Regions from separate parts of the Homo sapiens genome. Here region 2 is linked to region 1. A link is an interaction called in ENCODE POLR2A ChIA-PET data of the cell type or tissue named here. Cell type or tissue: B cell. All regions are shown on one strand.

What was found. ChIA-PET counts read pairs that join two places held together with the same protein. Peaks named below come from ENCODE experiments on the same cell type or tissue, not always from the same donor. Only the 100,000 strongest peaks of a DNase experiment are listed, where the experiment ranks them.
Region 2: POLR2A ChIA-PET joins it to region 1 with 8 read pairs; 4 of 35 experiments call an interaction of 5 or more read pairs at or near these places.

What each region holds. Positions count from the first base shown.
Region 1 is chr2:33,552,643-33,556,642 of GRCh38, reverse strand. RASGRP3 (RAS guanyl releasing protein 3) reads right to left here. Exons shown (of 18, transcript NM_001139488.2): 15 at 1,076-1,112. RASGRP3-AS1 (RASGRP3 antisense RNA 1) reads left to right here. Exons shown (of 4, transcript NR_146505.1): 4 at 1,329-1,598. Among named protein-coding and RNA genes, the nearest start is that of RASGRP3-AS1, 15 kb to the left of the region's middle. In B cell, no CTCF peak of the experiment used is centred here; no DNase peak of the experiment used is centred here; H3K27ac peaks cover 2,546 bases.
Region 2 is chr2:33,468,790-33,472,789 of GRCh38, reverse strand. It overlaps a transcript of RASGRP3 not described here. Among named protein-coding and RNA genes, the nearest start is that of RASGRP3, 5.9 kb to the left of the region's middle. In B cell, no CTCF peak of the experiment used is centred here; no DNase peak of the experiment used is centred here.

The DNA.
Region 1 (4,000 bases):
GGGAACAACATTCATCTGAAGGTATTCTGTGATTAAGATGTTTCTTTTTGTAGTTTTATTATATTTTTTCAAAAGCTTTATAAGATTATTAGAAGAGGCCGGGCGCGGTGGCTCACGCCTGTAATCCCAGCACTTTGGGAGGCCGAGGCGGGTGGATCATGAGGTCAGGAGATCGAGACCATCCTGGCTAACAAGGTGAAACCCCGTCTCTACTAAAAATACAAAAAATTAGCCGGGCGCGGTGGCGGGCGCCTGTAGTCCCAGCTACTCGGGAGGCTGAGGCAGGAGAATGGCGTGAACCCGGGAAGCGGAGCTTGCAGTGAGCCGAGATTGCGCCACTGCAGTCCGCAGTCCGGCCTGGGCGACAGAGCGAGACTCCGTCTCAAAAAAAAAAAAAAAAAAAAAAAAAAAGATTATTAGAAGAACCATATAAACTGTCCACATAAAGTGTCCAGCAACTTCTTAAACAACAGTAATGTATACTTGATCATATATGTACAAGTAGCAACACATTCCTAAATGCTTAGTATACATGCATATTGCATTTGTCAAATATATTTGATTCAATTGTTTATAAACTTAATTAAATGGGAAAGATAGAGGAAAGCATTCATTGAAAAGGACAAAATTACGTTTTAAGTTTTCTCCTCGTTTTTTGTCACCATCTATGTGATTTAGTAGAGAAAGGAATAGCTAAGTGTGAGTGGGAAGAAGTGCCTGTGCATTAGAGAAATAGTGTGTAGGTGTTTTTCTTTGAAGGAAGAAGTTCTTATATTCAGTATTTTAGCTAGGCTTGTCCCACTCAGAATTCCCACCTTAACTGGATGCTGCTGATTCCAAAGAACTAGATTTATGTGTGTTGATAAGAGTGGTTTGTAACAAGCTATAAAATTCCAATTTTAGCTCTCCAAAACTCCAGAAACTCCTCCTCAGAGGCAATCATTCTCAGTTGCCGTTGACCCAAAAGACTGAAATTCCGAATAATGGCAAGAGCTTTTGTAGTTTAACCAGACAAATTTGATTCTTACCCAAAATGTCACATTTTAAAAATTGTAACAAAATAACATTGATTTACCTTTGCATTTGTATCCTTGCTTGATTATGCCCCAGAGCTGTAACAAAAGACAAAGGAATGTCAGGGAATCTGAGGATAGATCTGGAAGGAAAACAAGGCCACTGAAAAGGAAGTCCTGGGAAGCTTCAGGACTGGCCAGGCACAAACAGGATGTAGCCACTTTTAACACCCTTCCTGCCAGATAGAAGAACCCTCTCCCGGCCCCTTCCAGCTGTGGTGATAACATGAGTTTCCTTTCCCTTTTCTTTCTCAGAGCCAACTGGGAGCCGGGATGGGAAACTACTAAAGTTTGATGCACCAGACTTTGGCCTGATGCGCTCTCAGCAAAATGTACAGAGGAGATGGCCACTTGGTCTTTGGGAGCCCCTGGCTCTCTCTTTTTAATGACACTAGCTGCTCTTAGCGCCCACTACAGGAAATGAAGCAATGGAAGAAGCGCACCTCATGTGAAAGCATTTGGATTTTGCTAGGCTATTTTCTGAGTAGTATTTGTCCCGTGGAAAAATACAGAAGAGGAAATGATCTTAGTTATTCATGTCTTCATTCTCCACATTTGCTCTATGTTTGGCCTGTGCCAGGGTTGTAGGAGATGTCGAAAAAGCTCAGATTCTGCCAAGCAAGGAGTCTGTGACATCCTCGTGGTTAACAAGTAGGAAGTGACAAATCCCTGAGGGGAGATGTGAGGGCCTGCAGTTCCACGAGGGAGCGTTTGCCCAGGGGGTTCAGGGACATCCTGGTGGTGGTGTCTTCGCTCTCCAGACAGACTCCTTCTAAACACCATAAAGAAGAGGGCCTGGCCAGGCGCGGTGGCTCACACCTGTAATCCCAGCACTTTTGGAGGCCGAGAAGAGCAGATCACGAGGTCAGGAGATCGAGACCATCCTGGCTAATATGGTGAAACCCCGTCTCTACTAAAAATACAAAAAAATTAGCTGGTCATGATGGTGGGCGCCTGTGGTCCCAGCTACTTGGGAGGCTGAGGCAGGAGAATGGCATGAACTCAGGAGGCGGAGCTTGCAGTGAGCTGAGACCGCACCACTGCACTCCAGCCTGGGCAACAGAGCAAGAGTCCATCTCAAAAAAAAAGAAGAGGGCCTTGCCATGCCCTTCTGTGCCTCCCCACACCTCTTGCATGGGGTGACAGATTCACCAGAGGCATACAGTATGGGTAATTAAATGGGCTTAGCTCAAGTTGGAGAAGAACTATTGCTAACCTCTTTGTGTTTGGGTTAGGTGGCTATTATCTACTTAATAAAATAATGTTGAAAAAGCAGGGCCCACTGGGACTGATGGGGGTGCCGTTCACAATGTTCACAATGTATTATAAGTGAACAATGCCCCCACATGTGGGCAGCATGGCCCGCTCTTCCAGAAGAGTAAGTCACAGCCAATGTGAAGTGACTCAAGAGTATACAAAGACTGCTCCTTACTTCTTTTTGACAAGGAACTTCCACAAGTAGAAAACTCAAGGATTCCTTTGAGCCTTAACAGCTATTTGGTCCTTCAGAATACATATTAAAATGCAAATGTCAGCCGGGCGCGGTGGCTCACGCCTGTAATCCCAGCACTTTCGGAGGCCGAGGCGGGCGGATCATGAGCTCAAGAGATCAAGACCATCCTGGCCAACATGGTGAAACCCCGTCACTACTAAAAATACAAAAATTAGCTGGGCATGGTGGTGTGTGCCTATAGTCCCAGCTATTCAGGAGACTGAGGCAGGAGAATCACTTGAACCCAGGAGGTAGAGGTTGCAGTGAGCCAAGATCGCGCCACTGCAGGCGACAGAGAGAGATTCTATCTCAAAGAAAAAATAATAATAATAAATAAATAAAATGCAAATGTCTCCTAGGACAGAGCAGTATTTTGTCTTAGGGACAGGAAGGATTATCTGACAACTAAGTAGAAGCAAGGATGGCTGGAAGAGAGAGGGGCATGATCCAGAAAAGGGCAGTGGTGGCCAGGATCATCACAGCTTGATCTTTATGATAATCTAGTTTGCTTCTCTTTTGTAAAAGGTGAATGTGATGATCCAGGAAGTTAGATAATTTGCAATCTCCCACAACCTGGAAATTCTTTCTCTGGAGCCCTTGGTAATGATAATAGCAATAATAATGATGATAGTTAACATTTCTTGAACTCTTGCTATGTGAAAGGCACAGTTAGGCTCTTTATACATATTAGCTTATTTAATTGCTCATGATGTCCTTATGGTGTAGGTAATAATATTTTTCTCATTTTTACAGATGAGGAGACTGACCTACAGAGAGGTAAAGTCCCTTGGCAAGGTCTCATAGCTAGTGAGGGAAAGAAGAATGTGTCACTTGAGGGAAAGACAGGAAGCCATTGCCCCTGCATACTGTTGTGTGAGCAAAGGCACTGAGGTGGGACAAGAAAGGATAAGATTTAAGAAGAGACATCCTAATATCCAGATATGTTACATTATTAGCATTGCTGCAGGAACTGCTGAAAAAGATACAGTCAAGCAAGGGTGCTGGGGGTGGGGGTGGGGAGGTAGGTTTGCTAATGCTTACTTAATAGCCAGGAACAAACAGTAGCTAGGAAGAGGCACTGGGTCAGTGTGCCTGCCAAGAACAGTAGAGGATGAACTCATGTGGATGGGTATGCAGGAGTATTTCCCACAGTCCTTTGATTTGAGACCACCGGCTGCTGTCATATTTGGAGTAATTGTGGTGTAAGGCACACTGGACTGAGAGTCAGGAGACCTGGGTGTGACTCATGGTTTTGCTGCTAATGATCTGTGTGACCTTGGGGGAAGTCACTTAACTTCTCCAGACCTCAGTTTCTTCATCTACAAAATAAGGGAATTACTAACACTCTTTCAGTTCTGGAATTCTAATTCTAAAGTAAATCTTCTGCAGAGCAAGTCTGTTTGTCTTCCTTAAACTTAAAATGGAATTTATTTTA
Region 2 (4,000 bases), 84 kb after region 1:
AGAGACGGGGTTTCACCATGTTGGCCAGGATGGTCCCGAACACCTGACCTCGTGATCTGCCCGCCTCAGCCTCCCAAAGTGCTGGGATTACAGGCGTGAGCCATCTTACTTGACCTTTTGGCTCTATTTGTCCCAACTGACCAACCACCCCTTGAAAAGCTCTCCCATGGCGTCTATAAAATTTTACTACTACCTCCTTCATCCTCAGGTCTGGGCTTCTCTTCCGCTATCTGCCCCTTAGGTGTGAAAATCCTCTCTTCTCATCTTGCACTCTTACCGCCCCTCATATGTTCTGATTTATTACTGAAGGTCTGCGGTGATTTCCTAATTAATCACCTTGCCTCCAAAAAGCCTGTCTCTGATCTCAATGTATGTTTTACACGCTAGGACTGAAAGCCCCTCCGGGCCATCGTAGGCAACTTTGTATTCCCAGAACCTTCAGGGCTTCACTCCCACTCTAGCTGCCTGCTGCTTTTGTACATTTCGCTGCGGTTGCATTTCTTTCTGTATTATAATTAGGTCTACATGTGTCTGTGTTCCATCCAAACTTTACCAATCTAAGACAAAGCTTATGACTTATTTTATATCCTGCAATGCCTAATACAATGCCTGGCATGTATGAGACACATGGTGGAAACAATCCTCGATGAATAAATGAATAATTAAAGAGAAGGATCTTCTGTCTAGCCCATTAAGAAAAAAATATAAGAAAAGTTTGCAAAACTTGATTTTATATTAGGCTACCAAAAAAAAATTGTAAGTAATTTCTTTCCAAAAGAAATTGGCCATATTCTGTGATCACACTGTAATAAAACTATACATTAATTACAAAAGTGTAAGTCAAAAAGACCCCACGCTCTTGGGGAAACTTTAGAGTTCTTAAAAAAAAAAATCATTGATTGGAGAATAAATTAAAAACACAATTACAGAATGAATGCTTAGAAGGTTTCAGTGATGAGAATACCACATATCAAATATTGGGAGACATAGCCAAAATAATAATTAGAAGCAAACTGACCCAGGAAGAAGTCAAAAAACAACAGATCAGTAACCATGGAAAAATGTAAAAGTTAATAAGGAATTATTTCCAAAAAAAGCTCTTAGTTCAGATTACTTACACAATCAAGTTCTAACTGAGCTTCAAGCAGAATTAACTCCCATGGTATATGAAGTGTTCAAGTGGACAAAAGTAACAGAAAGCTAACATAATACCCTGTCTTAAAAAAAAAAACTGATAAAGCATAATAAAGAAAACCACAGACTAACTTCATACGTAAACATAGGTTGCCCTAAAGATGTAAAAAATAAGGCTGGGAATAGTGGCTCACCCCTGTAACCCCAGTGCTTTGGGAGGCCAAGGTGGCAGGATCACCTGAAGCCAGGAGTTTGAGATCAGCAGGGGCAACATAGCGAGACTCCATCTCTACAAAAAAAAAAAAAAAAAAAAATAGCCCAGTGTGATGGCAGATGCCTATAGTCCTACCAACCTGGGAGGATGAGGCAGGAGGATCACTTGAGCCTAGGGGATCAAAGCTGCAGTAAGGTATGATCACACCACTGCACTCCAGACTGGGCAACAGAGAAAAACTTTTGGATTGCCACAATAATCTTGAAAAATCATTTGATAAAATTCAATATCAATTTTTTAATTAATAAAACAAAATTAAAAGACTGATTCTTAACATGATACTCATGTTAATTCAAATCTCAAATCAAACATAGGCATCATACTTAATGGTAAAATACTGGAAGTATTAATGTTAAAATCAGAAACAAGAAAAGCATGCTCATTATCACTACCATCCATTTAACACTGTTCTAGACATTTGAGCCACTGCAACCAGGCAAGAAAAAGAAACTAAAGAAGAATTTTATGAGAAAAATGGAGACAAAAGTATTCAACCTGCAGATTGAGTAATATTCATTTTCTCAATAGAACAAACTAAAATTTGCTTCTAAATAATTAAAAAGTGAGGTGAACAGTTACAAATAAATATACAAAATAAGTATACAAAATTAATTGTTCTGGCCACGGAACAATTATACAGAAATATATGAAATTTTCCATATAACCCACAAAAACTTAGAAAACATAATAGAAAATAATTCTTGGCCGGGCGTGGTGGCTCACACCCATAATCCCAGCACTTTGGGAGGCCGAGGAGGGTGGATCACAAGGTCAGGAGATCGAGACTATCCTGGCTAACACGGTGAAACCCTGTCTCTACTAAAAATACAAAAAATTAGCCGGGCATGGTGGCGGGCGCCTGTAGTCCCAGCTACTCGGGAGGCTGAGGCAGGAAAATGGCGTGAACCCGTCAGGCGGAGCTTGCAGTGAGCTGAGATCGCGCCACTGCACTCCAGCCTGGGCAACAGAGTGAGACTCCATCTCAAAAAAAAAAAAAAAAATTCTTAGTTATAGTATTATTTATAATAGCAACAACAACAATAACATTTCTAGGAATAAAAAAAGTGAATAACCTATTTAAAAATGTAACTTTACTGAGAAAATTAAAAACAGTTTGATACATTTCTGTATTGGAAAGTTTTTCTGTACTGGAAAACTTAACATTGTAAATATATTAATTCTCCCTCAAATTAATTTATAAATATAATCAAATTTTGCTTAAAATCCCAAATAAATTTTTCAAACAGGTCAAAAATCCTCAAGTTTATTTTAAAGAATAAAAAACTGAGAATGGTAAAGAAAATTTTAGAAAAGAACCACAAGGGAGATATTAGGTACTAAATAGGCTAAAAATAACGTGAATTTAAAGTTTGGTACTAGTGCCAAAAGAACTAGAGCAATGGAACAGAGCCAAAAGCCCAGAAATACACATAGAAGAACTACAGTAAAATGTTTATTGTATTTGTTCAATATGGTTTTTAAACCCAGTGGGAAAAGAATAAACTATTCAAAAACAGGTTAAATCATTAACTATTCGGAAAAATTAAGATGCAATCATTACTTCATGCCATACACAAAGTAAAAGCATGTTAGACTAAAGAGTTAAACATAAAAACGCTGTACAGCAGCACGGTGGCTCATGCCTGTAAACCCAGCACTTTGGGAGGCCGAGGTGGGCAGATCATCTAAGGTCAGGAGTTTGAGACCAGCCTGGGCAACATGGTGAAACCCCTTCTCTACCAAAAATATAAAAAATTAGCTGGGCATGGTGGCCCATATCTGTAGTCTCAGCTACTAGGGAGGCTGAGGCAGGAGAATCACTTGAGCCCAGGAGGTGGAGGTTGCAGTGAGTCAAGATCGCGCCACTGCACTCAGCCTGGGTAACAGAATGAGACTCCATGTCAAAAAAAAAAAAAAAATCACATACAAACTTGAAGAGAATCACATGATTGGTTTTATAATCTTAAAATTGTTTTAATCATGATTAAATACTTTTGTCCTGAAAACGTTTCAATCACAGTCACAACAGAAGGAGCTATAAAGATAAAAGTTCACGATTTAAACCATAAAATATAAAACATATATGTAAAATATAATCCAACGGTAATCAAAATTAACCTACAAATAATAAAATGAGATTCAAAAGTGAAATACGTATGGTAAAGGGTTAATGGTCTTAACATATAAATAGCATTTACAATTAACAACTGGATATTAATAAATAGTTCACAAGGGAAGAAACATAAATGACCAATCTACACATGAAAAAGTCAGCTTCCCTAAAAAAGGAGTATACATTAAACAACGATAAGATACAATTTATTATCTATAAACTTGACAAAGATGAAAAAACGAAAATTCTCAGTGTTGGCAGGAGGTTTGGAAAATGGCACCTTCATACTCTACCAGAAAGAATATAAATCGTACAACATAGGAGGAAGATAATTTTGTAATGTATGTCAAAAGCTTTTTAAAATGTGAATACCCTTTAACTCAGCAGTTCCTGTTCTAGAAATATATCCTAAGAAAAGAATATGGATTGCATATGTATAAGGATATTTCACGCAGCATTACTTATACTAAGAAAATATT